4 separate regions of the Mus musculus genome follow, and regions 2, 3 and 4 are each linked to region 1. A link is a contact called in ENCODE Hi-C or POLR2A ChIA-PET data. All regions are on one chromosome and are shown on one strand. The core of a region is the stretch at or near the end of the contact, and the rest is flanking DNA. Distances in the headings are between cores, read along the strand shown. Region 1 holds the start of Flnc (filamin C, gamma). Region 2 holds the start of Atp6v1f (ATPase, H+ transporting, lysosomal V1 subunit F). Region 3 overlaps Kcp (kielin/chordin-like protein). Region 4 holds the start of Ccdc136 (coiled-coil domain containing 136).

What was found. Hi-C counts contacts between places; a loop is a spot of excess contacts on that map. ChIA-PET counts read pairs that join two places held with the same protein, here RNA polymerase II (POLR2A).
Region 2: POLR2A ChIA-PET joins it to region 1 with 31 read pairs in Patski. The contact joins the promoter of Atp6v1f here to the promoter of Flnc in region 1. A Hi-C loop is called at or near these places in 2 of 37 maps with a recorded cell type or tissue (both heart). POLR2A ChIA-PET finds 5 or more read pairs at or near these places in 3 of 5 experiments (Patski and embryonic stem cell).
Region 3: POLR2A ChIA-PET joins it to region 1 with 13 read pairs in Patski. The contact joins the enhancer-like site here to the promoter of Flnc in region 1. POLR2A ChIA-PET finds 5 or more read pairs at or near these places in 3 of 5 experiments (Patski and embryonic stem cell).
Region 4: a loop to region 1 is called in a map of heart, with 3 times the contacts of the local background. The contact joins the promoter of Ccdc136 here to the promoter of Flnc in region 1. A Hi-C loop is called at or near these places in 5 of 37 maps with a recorded cell type or tissue (CH12.LX and heart). POLR2A ChIA-PET finds 5 or more read pairs at or near these places in 2 of 5 experiments (Patski and embryonic stem cell).

Annotation. Positions count from the first base shown.
Region 1 is chr6:29,431,708-29,434,407 of GRCm38, forward strand. Flnc (filamin C, gamma) reads left to right here and starts at 1,446. Exons shown (of 48, transcript NM_001081185.2): 1 at 1,446-2,106. The coding sequence starts at 1,752.
Region 2 is chr6:29,466,346-29,469,058 of GRCm38, forward strand. Atp6v1f (ATPase, H+ transporting, lysosomal V1 subunit F) reads left to right here and starts at 1,438. Exons shown (of 2, transcript NM_025381.2): 1 at 1,438-1,629. The coding sequence starts at 1,472.
Region 3 is chr6:29,483,797-29,486,496 of GRCm38, forward strand. Kcp (kielin/chordin-like protein) reads right to left here. Exons shown (of 38, transcript NM_001029985.4): 32 at 1,622-1,764; 33 at 1,207-1,379; 34 at 1,015-1,126; 35 at 819-920; 36 at 134-298. Among named protein-coding and RNA genes, the nearest start is that of Atp6v1fnb, 14 kb to the left of the region's middle. Within about 2 kb of position 1,440, at least 1 of the 3 ENCODE cell types and tissues checked has a DNase peak (open chromatin) inside an H3K27ac peak, as active enhancers do.
Region 4 is chr6:29,395,265-29,397,964 of GRCm38, forward strand. Ccdc136 (coiled-coil domain containing 136) reads left to right here and starts at 1,311. Exons shown (of 18, transcript NM_001347071.1): 1 at 1,311-1,478; 2 at 2,215-2,322. The coding sequence starts at 1,421.

The sequences.
Region 1 (2,700 bases), core at 196-2,695:
CTCCAGAGACACCCCTGCTCCACACACCATGCACCACAGGGCTCTTTTCTGCTCCTGGCCCTTTCTGCCCTCCCCCTCCCTCCTAAGGACCAGGCCTTCTCCTTAGGTGAGAAGGAAAAAGAAATGATTGCTGGGAGCTTCACCATAAGCTCCGCCTCCCCCAACTCCTTTCCAAGTCCATAGTGGGCACCGCTGTCGTCTGCCCTTGAGGAAAGAGCTCCCAAAGATGCTTTATTATTGCCTTTCCTTTCATTATGACTGCGAGGAGGGAAATAAGGTAAAATGATTTACCCAAGCCTCAGCGGTCACATGGCTTGAATTAAGGACTGTCTTCCTTCAAAGCTAAGCTTACTTAGTCTCGAAGGATGGGGAAGCAGTGGACACACATCTGACCTCTCCTTGCGATGTAAATTCATTTGTAGGTCCTTCCCTTGTGTGTGGCAGGCAGCTTGGATTGCCTCAGTTTCTCTGTTGTGAACATTTCCCATGTCTCTCACCTTATTGGGCTTGCCCTCAACCCAATCCTGCCTAGGCTTCTAGCCTGCCTCCCTTCCTGCCCGCTTTGCCCCTGGCCCTGCCCACTTGCCCCAGTCACATTTCCCTTGGCTGCTCTGCCAGGGCTCTTCCTGCTATTTGGCACACTTCTACTTTCCCTGGGAAGATCTGCCCTGTGGCTCATGTGGGCACATTGCCCAGGGGGCTCCCTGGTACTACCTGGGCAGCCCTTTTGTCCTCTCATCAACTTGGTTGAGTCACGGGGGGGGGGGGGGCGCACACAAAGTGACTCACTGGGTACCCTTGTTCTGAGCTCAGCTTCATTCTGAGCCAGTGAGTCTAAATGGGCTAATGACCAGGGACACTGAGTCAGGTCAGGAGCCTTGGTTTCCCTGTGGCCCTGGGTTTGGATTCCAAATAACGGTTTAAGCATTTTTTTCTTGTAAAGTGGCAAAAGTCATGGAGCCCCCTTGAACTCAGTCTCTCCTGGTCAATGTCCCTGCTCCTTCTGGTGTTCTCTCTCTCTCTCTCTCTCTCTCTCTCTCTCTCTCTCTCTCTCTCTCTCTCACACACACACACACACACACACAATTTCCTTTCTGAGTTCTTCACAGGTGGACAATACAACCAGGCTAGAAGCCAGGACTCCTAGGCTGTGTCAACAGCCTTGTCACCAACTCCAGAAAGTTCTGTCAACACCAGATCAGTTTGTCTAGCCCTAACCACTGCCTCAGTTTCCCCATTACTTTCTTTAACCCAATCTGAGTGTGGAAGGAGTGTCCCTCATCCCTAAATGGCTAAGACTAGGTTGGGGTGTACAGTGTGCATGGGGAAGCTCAGGGCCAGCGCCCCCACCCCATCCCCGCTCCTGCTGAGGACTGCGTGGAGGAGGGGCGGGCGGAGGCGGGGCCGTGGGGCTCAGCGCGGCCCCCACCCGCGGGCCGGGCGGCATTCCTGGGAGGCCGGCGCTCTGACGTGGACCCTGGGGCTGCGGGCGCGGCGGGGGGGTCGGCAGCCCGGGGGCTTCTTAAACCCACTGCCCCGGCCCGGCCCGCACTTCCCGAGCACCGCTCCGCCCCGGGAGAGAGAGAGAGCCCTAGCCGGACAGCCCAGCAGCTCAGCCCAAGAGGCCAGCGAGCCCCGCCGCCCAGAGCGCTAACGAAGTCTCCGAGAACTCGGTGTCCCCGCGTCCCGCCCCGACAGCACCCACAGCCCGATCCCCAGGCCGTACTCCCCCGGCCCCCCGCCGCGCCACCATGATGAACAACAGCAACTATTCGGACGCCTCCGGCCTCGGCCTGGTTGACGAGGCGGACGAGATGCCGTCCACGGAGAAGGACCTAGCGGAGGACGCACCGTGGAAGAAGATCCAGCAGAACACATTCACGCGGTGGTGCAACGAGCATCTCAAGTGTGTGGGCAAGCGCCTGACCGACCTGCAGCGAGACCTCAGCGACGGGCTGCGCCTCATCGCGCTGCTCGAAGTGCTCAGCCAGAAGCGCATGTACCGCAAGTTCCACCCGCGCCCCAACTTCCGCCAAATGAAGCTGGAAAATGTGTCTGTGGCCCTGGAGTTCCTGGAGCGGGAACACATCAAGCTCGTGTCCATCGGTCAGTGCGGGGGTCACAGGGAACGGTCACAGCGGGGGTAGGAACAGGTCACATAGGTGCGGGTACTGAGATCCGGAACAGAAAACCTTTCCCTTGCCTGGTCTGATTTCTCCCTCGCCAGTACAGGCTGGAGCCCAGATACCCCTCTAGGACAGGTGGCACCCCTGAGAAGTTCCCTTCCGAAGTTGTCCAAACATCTTAGCTTCAGCCTCCCTACACACACTCCTACCGACCTGCCCAAAGTCCCCTCTTTTCCTTCCACCGGGCCACCCTTGCTTGCACATGCTTGCGAGGACAGGGCTGGTGCCCAGTGCTAATTCCTTGGGGGCGTATCCCGCCACCCACATGAAAGCAAATGGCTTCCCATCGCCTTCGTCGCTGGGCAAAAGCAGTCTTAAGACAGGTTCCAGTCGTCTCTGGGTTCTCAGGGCCCTGAGGCCAGGGAGACTAGTGGCCTGAAGCTCGCTGATGCGCTTGGCAGGCATGTGCTCCCCATCTGGGATCTGGCCGGACTAGAGCAAACAGAACCCGGCCTCAGAAACCTAAAAAGGCACTGAGCAACGTCCTGGGAGCTTTAACCCCTGATTGCCCTGG
Region 2 (2,713 bases), core at 188-2,687, 35 kb after region 1:
TGATAATGGACTGAACCTCTGAATCTGTAAGCCAGCCTCAATTAAATGTAACCTTTCTAAGAGTTGCCCTGGTCACAGTGCCTCTTCACATGTGCTGGTGCCCCTCTCATTCCTAAGACAATATCCCAAGCTGGCCTTGAGCTTGTGCCAATCTTCTTGCTTCAAACCTCCTAAGTGCTAGGATTGTTTCTATGCAATTATCTAAATTTAGGAACTAACATGAGGCCTTGCTTGGTTTCTACAGCACTACATAGTGTCATCATTCATTTGCCTATTTCTTTGGTAATTTAATATATATTCAGTAATTGTTAGCCATGTCATAGTTAGCATGCATGTGTACATCATACCGATTCAGACCTTGACCTTCCAGCTAGGAAATACCTGTTCTTGGACAGTTATGGTAGCCTATGTCTGTAATCCCAGACTGAGGCAAGAGTTGAAACAAACAAATGGACAGGAAATAGTGGTGCATTTCTGTAGTCCCAGCATTCAGGAGGATGATGCAGTAGGACCACTGGCTGCAAGTTCAAGGCCAACCTAGTCTACATTCTGAGTTCCAGGCCAGAAAAGGCTACATATAGCAGGTTTCAAAAAACAAACTACCAAATAAAACCAAAAAAAGGGGGTAGGTAGTTTGGCCTAATCCTAATATTTGGATAAATCTTTTTATAAGATTTATTTATTTCATATATGTGGGTACACTGACACTGTCTTCAGATGGTTGTGAGCCACCATGTGGTTGCTGGGAATTGACCTCAGGACCTCTAGTAGAGCAGTCAGTGCTCTTAACCACCTAGCCATCTTCCAGCCCTGAGACCTATCTTTAAAAAAAAAAAAGCACTGGGTTGACCAGATGAACCTCAAGGTGACTCTCATAGGGTGTATTATGACCTCACAAACTTGTGGCCTGCTCCACTGCCACACTACACCTGCCTCCGAAATCACAAATGTAACAACAAAAAGATGTTTTTTTTTTTTAAGTCAAACAAATCAAGCACACACTGTTCTGTTTTGTGTAATGGCGCAGGCCTATAATACCAGCATTCGGAAAGTAGAAGCAATAGGATCTATCCTCTTCTACACTGCAAGTTCAAGTCCGGCCTGAGATAGGTAACCATCTGTCTCAAAAAAGCCAAAACCAAACTAACGTACACTGAAAAGAAAGAAAAAAAAAGTATGTCCCCTAAAGTCTCGGTCTCTAATAACACTAGGTTCAAAAGGCATTTCTTCCAAGAGAGAAGAAATTAAGGACAGAATGCCAGAGAGAGGCCTGTGACGCTCAGCCTTCTGGGAGACGTAGTTCTGTGGTTTGTGTTTCTGGCCTCTATGGCGCAAGAGTACGCAGATTAAGCGGAGTTCCTGCTAAATGCGCATGCCCGGGAGGCGGGGAACTGCGCATGACTGAAGGGCGGGGTCTCTGCGGGGGCGGGGCATCACAGGTGTTTGGGAAGCGCTCTGCCCGGCGGACAGGATGGCGGGCAGAGGTAAGCTAATCGCGGTGATTGGAGACGAGGACACGGTGACTGGTTTCCTGTTGGGCGGCATAGGGGAGCTAAACAAGAACCGCCACCCTAATTTCCTGGTAGTGGAGAAGGATACCACCATCAATGAGATCGAAGACACTTTCAGGTACGGTAGCCTGTTAGGCCTAAATGGGTCCTTCCGCTTGCTACAAGCACGGGGAGAATTGGTGGCCTGATAACCTGGGTGTCACGTGGTGATGGGGACCGGGATGGTCCCGGAAGTCGTCTGTCCACCCTGAGCAGGGGCCTCCGCCATCTAAGTTCCCTTTTGGGGCTCAGTGGGGTCCGGCCTACCGCAGGTCCACGAACTTTCCCCATCACATGATTGTGTGTCAGTTTAGGAGGGGAGTGGAGCTTATGGTCTGCACCAGCTGTAATTGGACGCCTGGAGCCTCTTGCCAGTGCTGACCGGCTTGTTCAGCCCTCTTCCGGGGTCTCTGTAGCGTATTCTCTGAACCTTAGTCTTTTCGACTAAGAAAACTAACCACCTCCAGCGTAGGTCCGGACAGTGGGCGCGTGTGTGTGTGTGTGTGTGTGTGTGTGTGTGTGTGTATACGCTTCATTTATCTTAGAGGCTTACAATTGTCCTGTAAGGTACTGGTTATTCCCAGTTACTAGTGAGAAAAATAAAGGACAATTGGTTAGGGCACAGGCACATTAGCCATAGGAGGCAGAACCCAGGTCAACTCTTTCTTTTTAATTACGGCGTTTGTGTGTGTCCGTGGGTAGGTGTGCACACATGGAGGTCAGAAGACAACTTGTGGAGTCAGTTTTCTTTCCATGGGCTTTGAGGATTGAACTCAAGTAACAGGGCTTGGATAACAAGCAGCTTTACCTGTGTCTTCTAAGTTACTACCCACTCTGTTTATTCAGCTCCCTGCAGTCTGCCATGGGGCTTCCATTTGTCTTGCGCACAATAAGCAAAACATCTGGGAAGTATGGCCTTCCCCAAAGACTTTGTACTTCAGATCTTCACATCATACCCTGGGTCGTAGTTTTTAAAACTGGGTGCAGGCATTCCTTTTAAGCCAGAAAGTGCACTGTTGACTAGAATTGAGGGTGCCAACTCTCTATTTTTTTTCCTCATTCCTTTTCTAGAATTACTATGCCAAATCTCAGGAATAAACTGCCCTCACCTGTTTCCCCTAAATAGCCCAGTCCAGGGATGCTGGCTGAGACTAGTTCCCACA
Region 3 (2,700 bases), core at 190-2,689, 52 kb after region 1:
ATCTGCCTCTTCAAGGCAAGCTTTTACACCTCCAGCTTCCATGACAATGCAGAAGTCTGTCTTGGGTCCCCTAGCAGGGGCTTGTACCCAGTTCCTTTAGCCTGTTGCAACTTCTTGCTCCCAAGCTACTCACCTTCCAGCTGTTCCCAAACGAAGCCTCTGTGGGCAGGAGCCTCCCATCCGGACCCTGCAGATCATCCTGGGCAAAGCCATTGAAGTTCCCACAGAGACCACAAGTCTGGCCCCGGTAGGAGCTGGGAACTCTCACCTCCACCTGGGATTGCCCGTCCCACAGCACCTGTGCAAAGAGGCTTGGGACTAGGGAGGGGGAAGGACGGAGACCCCAAGGAGTTCACGAGCTAATTTGATAGTCTCCCTGCTGTGGGATGGACAGGTGCACTGTGGGATGGAAGGGCCACTTCCCTAGCCTGTGTACCTTGTTATACAGCCTGACCAAATGCTCGTGGGAGAGCTGCCCACTGCATCTTTCAACTGGACTCCAGGTGGAACAAAACCCTCTTCCTGAGAATCACTGCCCTGGGGCCTTAAGGAAGGTACAACGCCATCAGAGTTTGGATCAAGTGCACACAGCTTGGGGTTGTAAGTTATGGCTCGGGCTGCGAGCAAGAGATCATCATTTTCCCACATGGGAGGTGGGAGAGTCCTCAGAACACCTTGACTGCCTCCTGATCCCCACCGACTTTATACTTTCTCACCCCTGCCTTCTCCTCCTCCTACCAGGCAGACGCGTTGGAAGTTACAGAAGCGTTAGAAGTGCTGAGGTGCCAGGACCACCCTGTTTTGCCCTCTGTCTATACCTGAAGCCCAGGCTGGGCATGCAGGATCACAGTGTGACCACGAAGCTCAATGTACAGCAGTGGCTCCCGGAGGAAGGGCAAGGTCACTGTGTGCTGGTCCACCTGGAAAAGGGGGAGGGGGAGGGGAAGGAAGGGGCCATGTCGGATCAGACAGGTGAACTGTGTAGCACTGACCTTCCCTGGGTCCTTAGCTCACCATGACTGTCCTGCCCTGCAGCAGCCTCACAGCCACGGTTCCCAACAGCACTGCTACCTCTTGGGTCCAGGCCACACCCCTCCGGCCCCGGTCATCATTAGTCACGTGCACACTAAGAGGAGGAAGGGCCCGGGTGCCAGAGGTCAGAGGTGCCAGGTTAAGGTGTCACGGAGTAGAGAAAGGGGTTCGTACCTGAAGTCCTCGCCGTGGCAGTCCTTGGCCAGCACGTAGCTGCAGCTGCCTTGGAAGTGCAACAGGCGGCCATCGAAGGTGCGGTAATGGGGGTCTCCGAAGGCCATGCAGGAAGCCGGCCGGGGCAAACAGCGGAGACAGCAGCTGCCGGGACTCAGGGCAGGGACCTCATCCTGGCCCCCGACCCAAACAGATTCAGTCACAGGACACTTCCCCTGTCAAGTCTCAGCCCTCTGGTGGTCTCACTGATCCCTTGAACCCAGGTTCACCCCCTGGTGGTCACTCCAGGAACAGCACCAGCCCTGGCTCCGCTAGTAGTTCATGGATGGCAACAGAAACCCAAAGCCCCTCTCATCGCTCTGGGGAGGCAGTGCCCTTGTGCCCTAGTCCTACCACCTTGAACCAAGGCACTCACCCGGCTACATGCGAGCTTCCTGCAGCGCTGGGTCTGGCAGTGCACAGTACCAGCCACACAGGAGCAGCTGGTGCAGGCATCCACTGCCCACTGTTCTCCAGAGGCCACCCAGCGACCCTGATGCATGCATGACTGGGTAGGGTCTGAGGAGAAACGAGACAGGTTCAGTACCCTGCCCAAACACAGCAGTGTTTCTGGACAGACATCCATTTCTCCTTCTTAGACTGTGTGGTGGAGGATATCAGCTGGAGAGTGATGGCTGGAGAGTCGGCAGGACCCCAGCAACACTTGAATAACCTGCACCTGCCACTCGTGATCTGAGGAACGTCGGGCAAAGGGAGGTGGGTCTAGCATCCACCAGCAAATATGGCCCATGTGGGTGGCAGAGGCATTGTTCTGCTGGACAAGGAGTTGAGGCCAGGCTCCATTTCCACCTGCACTGTTGGGTGTTCTTGTAGGGCCAACAGAGAGGACTTAGCTATGTTACTCTTCCTCCATCAACACATCCCTCCCCTTGGCACTGCTTGAGGACCATGCCAGCTTTAAGCACCTTTAGCCATAAGGACAGGAGAGCTCTTGGCTCTTCTCAAGGTACACTCCACATGGTCCTAAAGACAGATGTCATTGTAGAGGGATTTCCCACAGGAGCCAGGCTGTGGTGATTTGAGTGAAAATGCACCCCCCCATAGAATGACAGGGAGTGGCATTATTAGAGGTGTGGCCTTGCTGGAGGAAGTGCGCCATGGGGGGTGGGGGTGGGGTTAAGGTTTTACAAGCAAGACCCAGTGTGACTCTCTCTTCCAGCTGCCTGTAGATTCAGATGTAGAACTCTCAGCCTCTTCTCCAGCCCTGTGACTGCCTGCAGGCCACCATGCTTCCTGCCACGATGATAATGGCCTAAACCTCTGAACCTGTAAGCCAGCCCCAATTATTTTCCTTTATAACAGTTGCCACAGTCATGAGAGCTCTTCACAGCAAAAGAAACCCTAACTAAGACCCAGGCCATGACCTGCAATCTCTGTGGCCTTCTGAGTAGGGCCTTAGGCAGTGCCTCTTTCACAGTTCCTCTGCCCCAGAAG
Region 4 (2,700 bases), core at 61-2,560, 37 kb before region 1:
AATCATATAGATCCGCCTGCCTCTGACTCCCAGGTGCTGGGATTAAAGGTGTGAGCCATCACTGCCTGGCAGACATCATTGTTAATAGGGAACGTGAGTTTAAATTCATGAGTTAAAAATCTGGGATAAATGATGAAGGCGTTGTTAACTTAGTCGGAAGCTCCATGTTACTCATTTACTCCATGAGTCAGGTACTTTGATACTGAAGATACAAAGATAACTAGGATACTTCCCAACCTTAACAGCAGGCAATACTCTGATGCTGCCCAGAGGGTCAGAAGAGCACAGCAGGAGAGTCTAAAAAAAGGAAGGGATGGGGTGTCTGGAGAGTAACTCTCAACACAATGCTGAAATTACTGATAAGCCTGAGATGTGCAGGGAATTGCTTCATTCCTGAGGAACATGGAGGGCTTGAGAGCCCAGTAGCCTGGGGAGTTGAACCCAGCCAAGCCATGCCCAAACTTTAGGAGTGAGAATACATGAGAAAGAACTGGTGTGAGGTACCAAGCTTAGAAATCTCTCCACGATTATAACTCGGGGAGCAGATTCCTGAGTATCCACTTCTGACCTAAATGAGACCTGCTGAGATGTCAAATCTGCCTCAAGACCAAGTTCATCTCTTGAATAAATAGATGAAAAGTTGAAAAAAAGCTTCGTGGTTTCCCACATTTCTTGTTACAGGGAACATCAATGATGCCCACACTGCACAGGTCACAGAGGGCGTGGCTCAAAGGGCTGGGAAGAAAGAGGGACTTGGTACACTGGGAGGAGAGCTCTGGCTGGGTGGGATTTCGGGGAAAGCAGTGATGTACCACCACCTAGCACTTGGCACATGCAGGTCTCAACTATCCGCCAGCCCTGCAGTAGCTCTGGGGCGCTTGAGGCTACCCGGAGGGATGGGTTCTGTGGACTGCGGGGATGGGGACGCTGGCTCTGTGTGGGAACCAAGGAAGTGCGCGTGTGTTTGCGCATCTGCAGGAAACAGTCCATCCCCCCCCACCCCCACCCCCCCCCCGGTTCTATCATCCGTCAAGACTAGCCCCTGAGGTCCCTAGGCGTGGCGGACCCAGGGTGGGTTCTGCAGCCAGAACCAAGCCATGCTAGCACTCCTTGGGCGCATCCTCAAGACCCGGTAGCTCACGTCCGCTTTTCAGGCGCAGCAGACCTGAAGCTGCCTCGGACGAGCCTGGGGCACTTTAGTGACGTGTTTTGAACCTCTTTTGCTGGTCCTCACTGGGTCTGGAGCCGGGGACTGGGGGAGGGTTTCCGGGCGGCCACAGGCGGGCACTCGCGTCAGGTGGCCAGGCCAGGCCCCGCCCTCTCGGCCCGCCCTCTCTCCTCCCTGCGCACCGGGCTCCCGGTCCCCGGCCCGGAGGCTGCGGCTTCTGCTCGGGAGGCGGCGGCGGCGGCGGGAGCAGCCATGGAGGCAGGCGGCGGGGCCGGCGCGGGAGCCGCGGGCTGGAGCTGCCCTGGCCCAGGTCAGAGCGGCCTCTCTCTCAGCTCCCTATGCTCCTTCCCCCTACGGCTCTCCTTCCTTCTGACCCCCAGGTGCTCCTGGTACTGAGTCGGCTCCCTTCACCCTGGCCTCCACCGGATACTGCTCTCCATCTTTCGACCTGGGTTGTCCCTTCCCAGCGGTCACTCCCCAAGCGCTCCCCAGTTAGTCTCTCCAGCCCGATTGTGTTTCCAGCTCACGAGGGGGGCGGGGGAGTTGTCTCTAGAGCCTGCACCCTTCTAGTTCATCAAAGCTCTTGACCACCGGGAGAGGGTGGGGTGGGCGAGGTTTGGTGAGGGAGGGAAGGGGAGAGAAAGAGAAACGGCCTAGTTTAGAGCCCCTTCTCTCCTCTCCTGAGCCGGCCACCCCTCCCTTCTCTGCTTTGCTATATAGGATCCTCCCAAAACCTTCTTTCCTAGTTCCCACCCTACCCCTCTTCTTATGCCCCAAGCTAAACAAACACTCACCCTCTTCTGTCTGAGCGAGGGAGAGGAGCCGGGAACAGGGGTGCTGAGGTTGGGCCGCGCCGGACTGGGGTCCCCTCCATAGGCATGAGAGGTGGCTGAGGGAATAGAATCACAGAGCTGGGCAGAGTGAGTCAGGCTTCTCCAGTGTGATTGCAAATTCCGGGGCTCCCATATAAGAATGCACGTCCCTTTCTTTCCCCTCAGCCCCAGGCCCCTCTATTCCTACAGTTCTTACTTTCTCCCGGCTCACAGGACCCACAGTAACCACTTTAGGCTCCTATGAGGTATCTGAGGGTTGTGAGAGGAAGAAAGGCCAACGCTGGGGGTCTCTGGAGCGCCGTGGGATGCAAGCTATGGACGGTGAGTTTTCTGAAAAAGGCTTTCTATCGCCCTACTCCGTAGCTCCCTTCTTCCTTCCCTGACCCCAGAACTCTGAGCCAGAACAGGGCCCTCCCCTCACTTCATCTCAGGCCCCTCCTCCCTGGTGGCTGAGCTCCAAGCCTCCCCTGGGCTCAGGCATTGTGGGAAGTTTGGGCACATCCCTTTGGGGCGCCAATCACCCAGCTAACCAGGTTGTGTGTCCCGGGAAGCTGCCAGACAGAGAGAGGCCCTGCTCAACCCAGCCTGGAAACAGGCTTTCGGCAGGGGGCTTGTTCTTCTCACTGCCTGCTGACCCAGATCCCAAGCTGTCTCTTATTTTTAAAAGCCAGGACATGGGCATGAGAACTGTCTATCTGA